Regions from separate parts of the Mus musculus genome. Here region 2 is linked to region 1. Evidence: chromatin loops called from intact Hi-C (ENCODE). Cell type or tissue: heart. All regions are shown on one strand. Links, peaks and the distances in the headings refer to the core of each region. The heading gives the core; the rest is flanking DNA.

Region 1 (7,720 bases), core at 2,218-6,217:
TGTGCCAGGTATGCCAGGGCCTTGAGGTTTCAAAAGCATTATGCCAAGCCCAGTGTTTGTCTGCCTGTCTCTCTGTCTCCCCCAGCTTACAGATCTGGATGTAATCCTCGGCTACTGTTCCAGCACCTGCCTGCCTGCTGCTATGTTGTCTGCCATGGTGATAATGAACTAAACCTCTGATATTATAAGCAAGCCCCCAAGTGCTTTCTCCTGGCTTTGTTTGTTTGTTTGTTTGTGTTTTAATATGGGGTTTCTCTGTGTAGCTGACTTTGAACTCACAGAGATCTGTCTGCCTCTGCCTCAAAGTGCTGGGATTAAAGGTGTATGCCACCACCACTGTGCAATGCTTTCTCTTTTAAAAGCTGCCTTGGTCATGGTGTCTCTCCACAGTGACAAAAACACCAGGTTTTACAACTACTGGCAGATAGGCACAGATGTTTAAAGTATGTAATCAGTTCCCAGCTCCTTTCTTTGAGCACATCATTGGTTTCTTTGGGCTCCATGCTCACTAAGTTATCTATCTCTCTGTTGCCATTGCTATGGCTCTGTGTTTTGTTCTTCGCCTGCCAGCTGGAAGCCTCACCTACAACAAGTTGTTAAGGCAATGTCAACCAAAGATACTGTGATTTGATAAGAGCATCACTGCGGTGTTAGCAGGCGCTAAAGGTGACTGTCATGGAGGTCCTTGGTCTGCTTCTAGTACTGCCTAGCCATGCTCTCTTGTATGATCTCCCACACCAACCCTGCCTTGAAATTTTCCATATAGGCTCTGTTACCTATCAGCCATGTGTGTTAGAGCCTTTAACTAACATACATACTTCAATGAACAACCCTAGCTTTGGGAGACATTTTGTGCCATAAAATTTCTATACTTGTATCATAGCCTAGCAAACGTTTCTAAATCTCACTTAATAATACAGAATCATCAATGTTTCATTTTTCCAAATAAGAGCATTAAAAATTATATTTATGACACTATACTTTTATATAATAATTTAATGCCAAGAAGTATAAAGGATAAAAAATAAAGAATAATTCTTTACTCACATATAGAAGCATAAAAATGATTATAAGAAATACACACACACACACACACACTGCATTGGGTTTGAAGAAGGGGTTCTTTAATTTTTCTGTAGTCAGTGCTAACTTTTTCTTTGGTACTTATAAGTAGGTTGTAATTGTAAATCATTTGTCTACATCACTGCATACATCAAACAATTCTCCGAATGCCAGAGGACCACAACCAGAAATGGTGTCAGTAAGTATCTCTCAGGATTGTCTTCACCTTCATGTGTTCTGTTAACTCTGCAGCAAGCTTTGGGCTTCAGGACCACAGAAAGTGGACATATTGGACCAGAGAACCATAGTGTGCGTTTTGCAAAGAGCTGTGAACGACAACAAACTCTTCTCCACTTTTGTTTTGGTTTTTGTTGATTTTTGTTGCTGTTGGTTTTTGAGACAGGATCTCACTCTGTGGCTTGAGCTTCCTGTCTTAGTCAGTGGTCTGTTGGTGTGAAGAGACACCATGACCAAGACAAGTCTTCTAAAGAAAAGCACTTAATTAGTGCTGGCTTACAGTTCCAGTGGTTTGGTCCACTGTCATCATGCTGGAGCAATGGTGGCACACAGGCAGACACAGTGCTGGAGAAGGAGCTAAGAGTTCTACATTCAGATCCACAGGCAGAAGGAACAGGAAGCCACTGGGCCTGGCTTGGGCTTTTGAGAACCTGAAAGCCCACCATCAGTTGGTCTTCTTCCAACGAGGCTATACCTCCTCATCCTTTCAAATAGTGTCGCTCCCTGGTGACCAAGCATTCCAACATATGGGGGCCATTCTTATTCAACCCACCACACTTCCCTAAAACTCTCTGTCCATTCTCCTGCCTCAACCTTAAAAGGCATGTATCACCATGCCCAGACTCGTCACTCCATTCAACACACTATGCAGCTACTACAGCACAGAAACACTAGAGAAGGAGACCCATCACCATCAAGTCTAAATTTCAAACAATGGCAAGACCATCGACACCCATTGCTTTTTGAACATTTTCCCCACGAGTACAGAAACAAGAAGGAAGAGAGCTCCTTCTTTGTATAAAGTTGATAGTGGTCTTTCCTCTGTAACTTGGTCTTCTGTCTTACTTGGTCATTCAAGTGTTTGTTCATGCCAGAGAACCAATTTGGCAGTTCCCTAGATGGCTGCCATCACTCTCGTCACACAGGGAACAACATGGGACAGAAGGCAGAAAGAAGGAAAGAACTAAAAAATGTGGAGGGTGTTGGGAAATGCTGTCTTCTGGGTGTGACATGGATGCTACACTCATGAACTCACACCAGCTGATCTCATCACACAAAACCTACCCAGGATCATGTCAGCCAAAGCCCCTGCATCAATGGTGGAAACGGTCTCAGACTCCACCTCTTACTGAGGCTACTGGGCGAAAGAGAATCATTTTTTCTTTAGGGTGTGGTCACTGGTAGTTTTCCCATGCTCCAGTGGATGGCCCCATACCCACAACAAGGCATGGGCAGCACTAACTGGATTTAGTGAATTGGCAAAAGAAGGAAGAGGAGAAGGAGAAGGAGAAGGAGAAGGAGAAGGAGAAGGAGAAGGAGAAGGAAGAGAAGGAGAAGAACAGGAAGAGCCAGAGGAGAAGGAAAAGAAGAGGAGGAGGCAGAAAAGGACGAAGAAGAAGACATACCGTTAGGAGGAGGAGGTGCTGAGGGGAATGTGAGGGGAGCCGGAGCTGGGAGCTGGGAAATGAATATGATCATATTCCATTGCACACATGTATGGAATCCTCACAGAATAATAAAAGAATCTGCAGGCAATTTCTAGTCTGGTGGGGAGCAGCCTTGTCATTAGCTCTCCTCCTGAGAAGGAAATACAGAGCCCATCCAGGAACCAGATTCCTTACAAAATAGTCTCTCTCTAGTCTTTAAAAAATAGTTATTTTTAATCCTTCAGTTATTATTAAAATAGGTGTCTGAGCAAGGCTGAATTCATCAAGCTCAGATATAGTTCAAAATTCAGATACCCAGAGAAGGGAGGCCACCTAAGGAGAGCCCTTCCAAAGGGCTTCTAGAATAGGGTTCCATTCTTGTGAAAAGATAGAAGTAAAATATTCTGCTTTCCCAACACTAAAATCTACACACATGCACACACACACACACACACACACACACACACACACACACCTTTAAGATTCCCACAGCCAAGAAGTCTTACAACCTGTGTGTGTCTGAAATGAGGTAAGGTTGGTGACTAGCCCCCCCACCTCCACCTCCACCTCCACCCCCACCACTGCCCCCTACCAAGTCTATCTTCCTGAAAATGTAAAGCTACAGCAAAAACATTTGCATTCTCCAGTTTGTATAGTGTGGTGATGGGTCTTCATTGCCAGGAGTCATTTGCATGCTCATTAAAATGATTTGAACTGAACTGGGAGAAAGGTTGGTGCACACTCGTGATAGCCCAGCGTTATCATGGTGGCTGCAACTCAGAGAATCCAGTGTGACACTGTACCCACCGGGAAGAATGACCCAAATGACCACTAGAAGGGCTGAAGGCTGAAGCAGCCTGTTGAAGCTGAGCACATTTGAATGTTTCTGGCTCTGTCCTCCCCTGCTACTCTGTTGTGGGTCCCCATGACTATTCCTAAGCAGGTTGAGAAAAACAAAATGTAAAATCCACTGAGGAGAAGGGAGAAAACTGGAGCCTCGCATACCTGCAGAGGGTTTGACAGGACTGCTGTCAGGGTCAGTTGTGGCGCCGATGCCTGTAGTTCCTGAACTCGGGAGGATCAAGATGAGTCCAAGGCCATCTTGGGCTATATAGTTTAGGCCAGCCTGGGCTACAGGTGAGGCCCTGTCTCAAAAAACAACAAACAAACAAACAAACAAGCAAAGTTTGTGTGACTTTAGGCAAGTGACTTGATCCCTCCGTGCCTCGGTTTTTTGAATGCACTAAATGGGAACCACACACAAATTAAATCGGTGCACACACAAACAGCGGTAGTGAAGGTGTAGTTACATATATTCAAATGTCAAGGAGGGCTCAAATTTACTGTGTGTCTGTGAGAAGAGAGGATGGCAGAAGAGATGAAAATACCTGGAAGAAACTAGGTTCGTTTCCTTTTTTTAATAATTCTGAGAAGGTTAAAGCCAAAGACGGGTTACAGCAGGGGCGTTCTAACTGAATCTAGATGAATCGCATTTGCCGATTCATCTCTGTAGCAGAAGCCTCCTCTCTGCCTGTACTTTCAGATCTTCATCCCAGAGCCAGAGGTTTCAGGACGCCACTGAGGCAAGCCTTCATTCACATCCTTCCTTCCACCTGGGATTAGAAACATTGGCCAGGCAGCCACAGCTAAATGGCTTTTCTTTTCCTGGCATCGAGCCGTATTTAAAAGTCAAGAAAGGCATTTATTTGGTTGGTTTGTGGGGGAAGGAGGAGGATGGGGGGCGGGCAACAGAGATAGGAAAAGCAAGGGTTTCTGGAAACAGCTCCTTCCTGGGAGCAGAGTTTAGCTAGGAGAGCCAAGCATCCTTGGCGTGGGGCCCGGGGACTCTCCTCACTCCCAGCCCCCAGGGACTGACACTTGCCACAGGGAAAGTTGAAAACACTTCTCAGAGCAGTCTAGACATGCGCCATATGTTTGTGTCCTCAGAAACTTCCATGCAGATCCCAGTACTGTGGCTCTCCGAGAGACTTGGTTGCTGCGGGGGTTCATCGGAATCCAGAGAGCGCCCTGGGGATGGCCATAGGGCTTCCGAATCCCGGAAAGCATTCAGGGAAAGCCCGGGAGTGGCCCTCGGAGTGCCACAAGCCTGGGGCCTTCCTGGCAGAGAGGATATCTTATTCCAGCAGCCAAAAGTTCTCAGATCTAAAGAAAGAGGTCCCTTGGGGACTCTAATGAATGCTGTGCTCCAGCAGGGCCAGCTCAGCTCAGCTGTTTGATTAATGTCACACGAGAAGACTTGAGGCAATTTTAACATTTGAGCAAAATCTTTACAGGGTGTCTGCCCAGGATGAGATCTGGCGCCTCACACCCCACCGAGGAAACTGCAAGCCTTCAGGGAGATGGGGGTGGAGGGGTGTGGGGGGCCCCGGGCCAATGAAAACAGCCCGGGCCAAAAGAAAACCTGTGAAGGGTCTGTCTATGCCTCTGCTCCCGAATCTTGGGGGCACTGCAGCCAAGCCCTGGGAGCCCACTGAGGCTCCATCTGCTGCTTGCCAATTCTGCTCCAGCCAGGAGGAGGGGGAGGGGCCCCCAGCTGTTAGACCGGGTCCCGCCCTGCTATTGGCTGATACCTTTTCAAAAGCTTTTATGAAACTGCTGTTGCTGGGAAGCAGCTGAAGCCATTTGCCCTGGAAAATGGAAGGAAGCAGGTGTGACCACTCACCCCAACCTGACCCTCCCAAACATCCGCCCCGCCTCCTCTGCCGGGTGCCTTACTTTGTTCCTGTACGCCTCTAAGAGCCCAACCATGCCTGGCTGGCCTAAGCATTTCTCCCCTCTCTCCCTAAATGCAAGCAAGAACATCATTCTTGGATTTTTCCTGGAGGAAAGGAAGTGCGGTCCAGAGACGAGTTCCAGGGGACACCATGGATACAGCCTTGGGATGATCCTGGCTTCGAAGGTGCAGAACGGATCTTCCATCTCCTGGGCTTTCGTGAAATAGCCAAGCTTCCAGGAGACCTGGGAAGACCCAGAACTTTTCTTCGCTTTCATTTTTTTCATAAGCGCACAAAGCCAAAACACATCCCCACAAGTTGATGGAATCTCTGTTTGCTACCTGGCAAAATATATTCGAAAGAAATTTGAATTCTAGATTTTGCATTTAAAAAGACTCATATATAGAAACAGCCAGAGGACTACTGACTTTGCAGAAAATTGATACACTAGAAAGAAATAATTATTTGAGGCTTCATAGTATGTAGTGGGATTCGAGGTCAGGTTTTTCAAATCTGAGTCCAGTATTCTTTGCAGACACCTCTGTTTACATGTGTATTTACATGTTTATATGTGTGTGCAGTTACCATGTGCCATACTATACACGTGCATGCATACATATGTGCATATAATATATACATAATATATACATTAATACATATACAGTTTTGCCTATTCTTTTGAGACAGAATCAAACATTATAGCCATGATGAGCATGAAACTTGAACTTGTGGCAAACCTGACTCAGCTTAAGCCTCTCGATTTTAATGAATGAATTATATACACTATATAGCATCATAACAAATTCATCATAAAAATTGTCCAGTGTGTCATTTTTCTTGTCAAAACATAGTATTTAGGCCTCCTTCACACAGCTGTAGCTCTGCCCCAAAGGCAAACTAAGAGAGCCAGTAGCACCAAGGTGGTCCAAGGCAGGCCATTTGAACTGATGGGCCACAGACAAGCATGGTTTATGTTTGAGCAGAGTTGTGGCATCATAGTAGAAGGCAACAAGGTGCCAGACACAGAGAAGGCAAATGAAAGTTATCATCTCCTTATACCATACTCATGCCCAAGCTTCCTTTGGGACAGTTGCAACTTTGTGTCCCTTAAAGCACTTGATGTGTCATAGAAGAGGTTCCTAGGATGCCCCAGATCTTCCCTGCTTTTCTGTATGGTTCTTGGATTTAAATATTTGTGTTAGGCTGGGCAGGACGGTGTATGCCTTTAAGCCCAACACTGTGGGAGGCAGAGGCAGGCAGATCTCTGTGAGTTGGAGGCCAACCTGGTCTACATTTTGAGTTCCAAGCCAACCATGGCTACCTAATGAGATCCTGTCTCAAACATAAACTAGTTTATTAATTATTTGTCATAGTATCTCAAAGGCCAAGAAGTCAACCAACTAACCTGACAAATAGGAGATCATTAAGATCGAAACTTAATGAAATTCTTCCTATATAAAAACAAATCTTCCAATAACTTCCTACAATGATCTAAAACACGTTTTTGAGAAAAGATCTCAGGTAGCCCAGATTGGTCTCAAATCCACTAAGCAGTCAAAGATGAATTTGATTTTCTGGTCCTTATAACCTCAATCTCCCAAGTGCTAAAATTACAAACTAAAATTTAGCCCTGGATAAATTTAAGAGTGTGTGTGTGAGAGAGAGAGAGAGAGAGAGAGAGAGAGAGAGAGAGAGAGAGAGAATCAGAGAGACAGACAGACAGAGACAGAGAGACAGAAAAAGAAAGAGAGAGACAGAGAGGCAGAGAGAGACAGAGAAGAATGGGTTTGTGTCAATATCCATGTATGGGCGTGGATGCAGAAGTGAGAGTCAAGGTGTGTTGTCTTCCGCAGCCACACCCTGCTTTACTTTTTGACACATTGTGTCTCCTGTACCTGCAGCTTGTGATTCAGCTCTGCTGACTGGCCTATGAGCTTCGGGGTTTCCTCACAGCCCTGGGGTTACGGATGCAGGCCTACCACTGTACAGTCTTTATGTGGCTGCTGGAGATGCCAACTCAAGTCAGCACTTTACCAACTGAGCCATCTCCCCAGCTCAAAATTCAATTCTTTAACTTTGTTATTTAAGCCCTAAATGGTAACCATAACGGGAATTTCATAGCAAGTCAAAAGTATAGGTCACTTGGAGGCAACTCAACGTGTTGAAAGGGATGAAAACTTGGCTCGTCAAGTTTGATCAAAGATGCTCAAACCTACTGTCCTTCTCTGACCGTCCACAGTGACCATAGCATAGAGCCCA
Region 2 (7,720 bases), core at 1,467-5,466, 55 kb after region 1:
AAAGAAGGGTAGGGAGAATCTAAGAGCCAGAGGGTGGAGAGAGACTGTGACCTGCTGTCTTCTGCACGTCACGGCCATTGTCCACATGAATTCACGGCAGCTCTGGTTACCTGAACAAGGACAAGCCAATCAATCGAGGAGGTCTGGGGATGGAACTTAAAAGGCCTTCCGACTAGCTGAGGCGCGTCAGTGTAGCTGCCGGTAGGTTTCTTTTCCTTGGTTTTCCATAACTATGGCATCTGATGAAGAGACAGTTTAGTGGTTAAGAGCACTGGCTGCTCTGCCAGAGGAGCCATGTTTGGTTCCTGGCACCCCCATGGTGACTAGCAAGTATCTGTAACTCTAGTTCCAGGGGACTTCAGACCACCAGGGGTGCTGCATATACATGGTCCACAGGCACAAACGCAAGCAAAACACCCAGACCCCATAACATTAAATAAACAAATAAATATCAAAAATGGCATCCGAGTAACACTCTGATGCCATGTAACACCACATAAGCAATATTTTTCTAAACAATAACATTGATGCAATGATTTTCTGCTACTATTTGACTTATATTCCCTCTGACTTTGTTCCCAGTGTTATACTCGCTCACATTCAAAAAGATTCATCTGGGACTGAGGATACAGCTCAATTGATAGAGTGCTTGCCCAGCAGGCATAAGAGGATAGGCTTTTTCTCTCCCTCCATCATGCAGATATAGGCCAGATTAGACCAGATTAAATAAAGGCAGGTTTATTAGGCAGTGTTCCAGGGCAGGTTTATCAGTCCCAAAGAACAGGGTTGAGGAAGTCACACACACAAGCTAAGGTGAGGAAGCTCTACAGACTGTAGGCAAAGGGCGATGTGTCAACCATAAACTGGGGTTGTGCCCAAGCCCAAGTATGGTCAAGAGCTGAACACTTAGGGATTTGAGTGGCAGGCAGCATTACAGGAGGGCATCAGGACTGTTGCCAAGAATGTTGAGTGGGGCTCATGCTTCCATTCCTTTGTTCTGGAGTTTTTCAGTTTTTCAGTGTTCCTGGAAGGAAGGCAGATGGGGTTTCCCAGCTTGTGCAGGAGCTAGCAGGGGTTTCAGCATAACAATAAGACTCTAGGCTAATCCCAGTACCCAAACAAGGCGAGTGTTCTATGCAATCCCAGCACTCAGGAGGTAGTGAAGACAGGAGAATCAGAAATTCAATGTCATTCTCTCCTACATCATGAGTTTAAGGACAGCTTGGGCTAGTTAAGACACTATCTTTAAAAGAAGCAGAGAGAGGGAAGGAGGGAGGGAGGAAGAAAGTGGGCGTGGGGGAGAAATTTGCACCATTTCAGATAAAGTCTAGATTACTAAAAATAGGAGCAAATGTCACTACCTAAGCCAGACCTGTTTTGGCTGCCACACAGTAGGCCAATCAGCGAATAGACTTTTTCCAAAGAGAAAGTTTACTTGCAAAGCAACCATCTGTAGATGGGAAATCCAAGTCCAAAAAAATGTTCCATGAAAGGCTTGAAGGATGGATAAAGAGGAAGGAAGGAAGGAAGGAAGGAAGGAAGGAAGGAAGGAAGGAAGGAAGGAAGGAAGGAAGGAAGGAAGGAAGAAGACAAAGTCTACAGTCTTGTTTGCACATCTGTAATCAATCTTCGTAGTTCTCTGTGGGATGCATTTTAGCAGATGTAGTTGAAATTTCTTACTTTCATAGGATAAAAAGTCACTCATACAATTATGTCAACCACAAGTAAGCAGGCAATGGCTTCTACAACTGTGGTCTTCAAGTCCCTCAAAAGTAGCTTTGACAACCATTGTCTTATCCTCACGTTCCATGCACTAGAGATATTATCTCCAGAAAATTAGTGAGACCCACACCTGGTTTACCTCCATTGCATGTCAAACCTTTCCTGGAGAGACACTACACATATGTCTACTCATCACAGATAGGGATCCACCAATAGACCCAAGTACAGACCAACTATAAAAGTTCAACTTGGTGAACCATAAGTTTTATTGGGATTACTTACAGGAATATGGGTGAGGGGTTACTTACAGTAGCAGAAATTGCCTCAAAAAAATAGTTGCATCACCAAAGCCCACCCAAACATTGGTGACAGCTCACAAAAACTGGGAACCTGAAGCACACTGCACAACCTGCAGGCTGCTCGACAGGTTGGGGAGTGTCCTTTCCAAGTGACTCTGGTCTAACCTTCCAGGAAGCTTTCTGCTTTTCCCAAAAAGCAAATATGATCTGAGAGTCCCTTTTTTTTTTTTTTTTTTTTTTTTTTTTGCAGCTCCGTTTCACTCCTCTGAGAGCATCTCTGTTTTTCTTGCTTATTCTGGCTGGGAGGGGCCTATTAAATCTGATCAGTTTCAGGGACTTCCTGACACTCTTTTGAGTTGTTTACTTTTCTGCTTAAAGAGCTTTCCTATAAGGAGGACTGTTTCAATCTCTGAGGAAACTATTGAACAACAGCCTCCAACATCAGTGACTTTTAAGGTCAACTAAAAGTAAATAACTAAAAGCAAACTGAGCTAGAGGGCTTCTTCGGTTTTCCCTTGGTTCCACAATCTCTAAGAACAAGAAGGTTGGAAATTCTAATCATTAGATCCAGTCTCCTCTTTGGTGGTTTGTTTGGCTTTGTTGTGGGAGTCTGGTTTTGTTGTTGTGTTGTTGAGTTTGGTTTTTTGAGAGGGTTTCTAGGCATAGCTCTGACTTTCCCGGAACTTGCTCTTATAGACCAGGTTGACCTTGAACTCAGAGATTCACCTGCTTCTACACCATCCCCCATACCCCCAGTGCTGAAATGAAAGATACCACCATCACCCAACTTTTGTTTTTTAACTTCAATGTGGATATGTTAGATGAGAAATCAAGTCTCCTTCGCAGACCCCAGTGTGCCTCAGGTCAAAAAATCTACTCGTTCATGTCACCTGAGAACTCAGAGATGTTTGAGCTTATCTCTGATTCTTGTTCATCCCTCACCCTACACAAGAAAAAATTCAGATCCAGTGAGATCCCAACAAATCAGATATTGAATTGTTAGTGATAGAGAGAGAACTTTCAATCTCCACCCCCCTCATCCCACTTCCTGCCACAACAAAAGGGCTGAGATGAGCTACCTGATGGGACATTCAGGAGAAATTTCTCTGTATCCTTGGCAACCACAGGAATTGGCACACCAATCAGCCAGTGATTCAAGGTCCTGACATGGCGGACCCACAGGTGGTTGCTCTCAAGAAAAGCTCTTCCTAGCTTGGGTAGGCAGTTCTCTCTGGGGATGTTTGGTCAGACGAGACAGCGGCAGCTTTGTCCCTTCATTAGAATTTCCTCCCATTGTGCATCCACAAAGGGGAACTGACTGTGCAGAGGAGTGACTAACGAAGAATTGCTAAAGTTGGAACTGGGGCCAGTCCAAGTTGGCGGCCATTTCATTGAGAGAGTCTGTTGTTGCCTCATGTTCTTCCAGCCAAGTGACTCAGTGGTTGAAATTTTTCAGCAAGACACCTGGAAGCCACTTGTCCTTTTCGCTAAAGACTCATTCAAAGGGGGAAAAAATGTAATAGTGTTCATTTTCCATCACTATATTACCCTGAGCACCAGATTGCTGCTAATTCAATATGGTGCTGATTCAGCTTCACATCACTGAAGCAACATTCTTCTGTGGAAGCTATTTATATCCCAGTATCATTTGAAGGGCCTTTTGGATCCTTTCTGAAATAGTCAAGTCCCAAGGAGGCAGCTTGATCCCAGGAAAACTACACAGGACAAAGGACTGAGGAGGTCATGTCAGAAAAGCAGCTTGGGGCTCCTGCCTTCAGGCTTTGGTATATATCCCCTTTATCTCCAAAGTTTCTTTAGGATAAACTTTCTCCAAATAACAGGGCCACAGCTCGTGTCAGAAGCATCCCTTGATGAATGCAAGCAGAAAGAAGATGAAATGACAAATCAGCCAGATAGTTAGCAACACTTCCAACAGTTCAGTAAGCCTAGCAGAACAGCCATCCTCTTGGGCTTCTCTGGACCTCAGTTTCCCTACACAAGAAATGTTTGTCCCACATTGAAATGAGGCAAAGTAGGGATGGAAGGAGAATAATTCTATAATGGTAAGTATCTGGACCCACAGCATGAAGCCAATAGAGAGACAAAATCCTGAACCTTTATACTTGGTAAGAAAGTCCTTTGGCTGGCCACCCACCATCTCTTTCAAAGGAGTGGTGGTCTCAGCAAACAGCCACCCACCAAGAAGAAAGTGAAGCAAATGCCTTCCCTCCATCTCCCCTCCCTCTCAGAGCTCCCAGGTGAAAGGAGCTAATGAGGTGCTTGTGGTGACTTGAGCTCCCGGGAGATCAGTGCTATATGAATAGAAAGTGTCATTACACTGCAGAACACTGCAGAGTGGCTTCCCCAGAAGCCATCGTACACCCGGCAGGGCCTAGGTAAAATAATTTCCTTTCCCTTCATCTGCTCTCTTAGCCACTTACAGCAGAGTGAATCCACCAGTGGACTGTCCCCATTCGAAGATGGCAGGGCTAAAGTTAGTACTGACCTGAACACGACAATCACTAGGGAGAACGGGCCGGAGTTCCTCTCTGCCGCCGACAGATTGAGAGTTTCGGAGACACAACCTTGTGTGAGGATTTCTCTTCTGAAATGTTGTGAAGTCACAGCAGGCTTGGGAGAGACCTCTGTGGCCCTTCTCCCTGTCACTGATTTCCATTGCTTTGCTTTGAGGGACCTATCCCTACACATCTACATGGAATCTAGCAGAATATCTTGTACAGGGTCTAACCCAAGGTACATTGTGCCCTGTTACACACAGATCTTACTTTAAGGCTACGGGGACATCTTGCCAGGTGCTAAGAAAGGAGTTTTACAGATGACAGGCCCACTTCTTACAAACAGTTTCAGGAAGGTAGATTCCAATAACATCCTCATATTACTCTACTGCTGATGGGTGGGATAGCATGGCCCAAAGAGAAAGGACCAAGGCAGGGAGTGGACATGTGGCCTACAGTTAACTGAGAGAAGTGGGCTGCCATCACTGAAAAATGTCCAATTCAGTAAAAAGTTCGAGGGTACTCCTAGAAGCCCAGCACTTGAGAGACAGGGGTGAGAGAATCATCCCAAGGTCAAAGCCAGCCTGGCTGGTCACCATAGCAAGTCCAGGAAAGCCAGGGTTCCGTATCAGGACTCTGTCTAAAGAAAAAGAAGAAGAAACAACACTTGGGTGAGCATACAATCTTCTAATTTAGCTTTTGTCAGAAGCCTACTTGAGCTAACTCAAGTAAACCGAAATTGTATTGTAGAGCTTCTCATGGTATGATAAAAGACTCTCAGGAAAATACAAAAGCCATAATAGGCTTGGAAATCTTGGGAAAAGAATGAGTGGGAGAGAGGATTTGGTGGGAAAGCACTCTAAACACTAAAGTAGCAAAGGCTCTTAAAAAAAAAAAAAAAACAGAAAAGTCTCCTCTGTATGACTCATTCACGGGCCACCCCACCACTTCTTCCTGCTCTCTTAACAATGAGCAAATTCTTTCCAGATTGCTTCATTTTAATGCCATTAGGTAAGAATCCAAGTGGCTGGGTCTCCTCTGCTTTTAGCACACTACTAGTGATGGCTTGTGGAAGAGCTTTGCTAGCCTGTCAATCAGGGGTCCAGTGGTCACCATGGATGCTCTCACAAGAGGGTGGGTCTGATTGCTAATCTTGGCGGTCAGCTTGATTAGACTAAGAATCGGCTAGGAGATTGGTGAACAAGGCTCGACGTGAGTCGGGGAGGCCATTCCCAGAGACGTGCAGATGGTGGGGGCTCTCATATGATCAACAGTTTAATCCACTGATGGATTAAAATTTTGAATAAACCACTGGGAAGTGATGGATGTCTGAAAAGCGGAGCCCAGCGACAAGTGTGTCAGAGGTGTGCCTCTGAATGATTTACCTGGCCCTTTTCCATGATCTCTCTCTCTGCTTTCTGGCCTTTATGAGCTGAGCAACTTTGCAGTGCTCCACCCTTCTATCCTGATAGTCTACCACCCCATGGCCCAGAAACAGCAGAGCAGGTTCCCCCACACTGAAGGCTATACCTACAAGCCTCCTTTATCTGTTTAAAAAAAAAATGAGTCTTTGCTACTTTAGTGTTTATAGAGTGCTTTCCAACCAAATCTCTCCCACTCATTCTTTTCCCAAGATTTCCAAGTTCAGGGGCTTCCAGCTCACTCGCTGTGTCAGTAGAGGTCCCCGGGGGAGTTTGTGCAGATGCGGATCCCTTGGGTACAACAGCATGAGACTTGAGCTCCTGTGTGTCAATGCTTCTGGTTCTCAAACCAAACTTTGTAGAATCAGGGTCTGCTCTACAAAACATTAACAAAGAGAAGATAGACTGTTTCTTGTGGCTGGGGCAGGCGGGTGGGGAGAGAAAAGAAAAAGGGTAAGAAGTTTGAAAACATTTAAAAAAAAAGTATAAGAGCTCAAAATAAGAAAAATCCTAGTATCAATTAAAATTGTCTTTCAAAGAAAATATATGGGCTATGCTATAATCCAAAAAAACCTTCCCACCTCCGACTGCCCCCTGTATCCCCTCAGGATCCAGGACTCTCTAGGAGACCACAGAAATGTTTATATTTTGATTTCTCTTCTCTTAAAATCAGAAGAAAAACATTACTATAATAACAACAGTAATATCTGTGAATCCAGACAAAATCATAGATGCTTTTATACCATACAGTCAGAAATATAATTTTGAATGTTTTTATGGAGCAAAGGGTTTATGAACACAAAGGCAAATCATAAAATGGCCATTACAGACTGTTATTACAGCACAGATTCAAGTGTGAAATAAAGGCTGGAGAAGGAGGGCCTCCAGATTCCTTCCAGCTTTGAGGCTCAGGGTTTCTGTAAGATTCTCTGACCATGCTCTGCTAGCTAGATCTGTTATCTATAAACCCATACCTGCAAATACTTGGTCCCTGCTCATCTCAAATCCTCACTTGTAGACCAACACTGCTCATTGCTGCCAAAGCGTTATCAGGAGCCACCCCTGGCTTTATAATCTGCCCATGTCTTCTCTGTTTGCTTCCAAAATAAAGAAATTATAATTTTCATTGTTACCAAATACACTTGATTCCAGACACTGCAAGCATTGTACAGGCATTGCCTCATTAATATGTGCACCACTTTGCTGGAGGAAATGGAATTTTCCCGTTTTGTTTTTACTTTTAAAATGGCAAACTAACCAAGAAAAGATTATATGAAAACTATTATATGAAATGCAATTAAAGAGGGGGAAACCCCAGAGCTCCAGGGACTAAGCCATCAACAAAGGAGTACACATGGCTCCAGCTGCATATGTAGCAGAGGATGGCTTTGTCATGCATCAGTGGGAGGAGAGGTTCTTGGTCCTATGAAGGCTCGCTCGATGGATGCCCCAGTGTAGGGGAATAGAGGGCAGGGAGGTGGAATTGCGTGGGTGGTTGGGGAGCACCCTCATAGAAGCAGGGGGAGGAGGATGGGATAGGGGGTTTCTGAGAGTGGGGGAAACCGGGAAAGGAGATAACATTTGAAATGTAAATAAAGAAAATATCCAATAAAAACAAAAAGGTTTGGCATTTGATAAGACTGGGATATTTTAGTTTTGTTTGTTTTTTTTTTTAGGTGATATATTCTCTGTTTAATAAAGTTTTTTGTTTAATCTGAATAAAAATTCATTAGCTTTTTGCATTTCAAAATAATAAAGAGAG

What was found. A loop is a pair of places that touch in the nucleus more often than their neighbours do. Peaks named below come from ENCODE experiments on the same cell type or tissue, not always from the same donor. Only the 100,000 strongest peaks of a DNase experiment are listed, where the experiment ranks them.
Region 2: it touches region 1 in a loop (2.1-fold over the local background); 1 of 42 quality-filtered maps calls a loop at or near these places.

Annotation. Positions count from the first base shown.
Region 1 is chr1:153,639,281-153,647,000 of GRCm38, reverse strand. No RefSeq gene overlaps it. Among named protein-coding and RNA genes, the nearest start is that of Rgs8, 9.9 kb to the left of the region's middle. In heart, for the core only: no CTCF peak of the experiment used is centred there; DNase peaks (open chromatin) are centred at 4,630 and 5,350; H3K4me3 peaks cover 1,310 bases; H3K27ac peaks cover 1,382 bases.
Region 2 is chr1:153,583,737-153,591,456 of GRCm38, reverse strand. No RefSeq gene overlaps it. Among named protein-coding and RNA genes, the nearest start is that of Npl, 38 kb to the right of the region's middle. In heart, for the core only: no CTCF peak of the experiment used is centred there; no DNase peak of the experiment used is centred there; H3K27ac peaks cover 804 bases.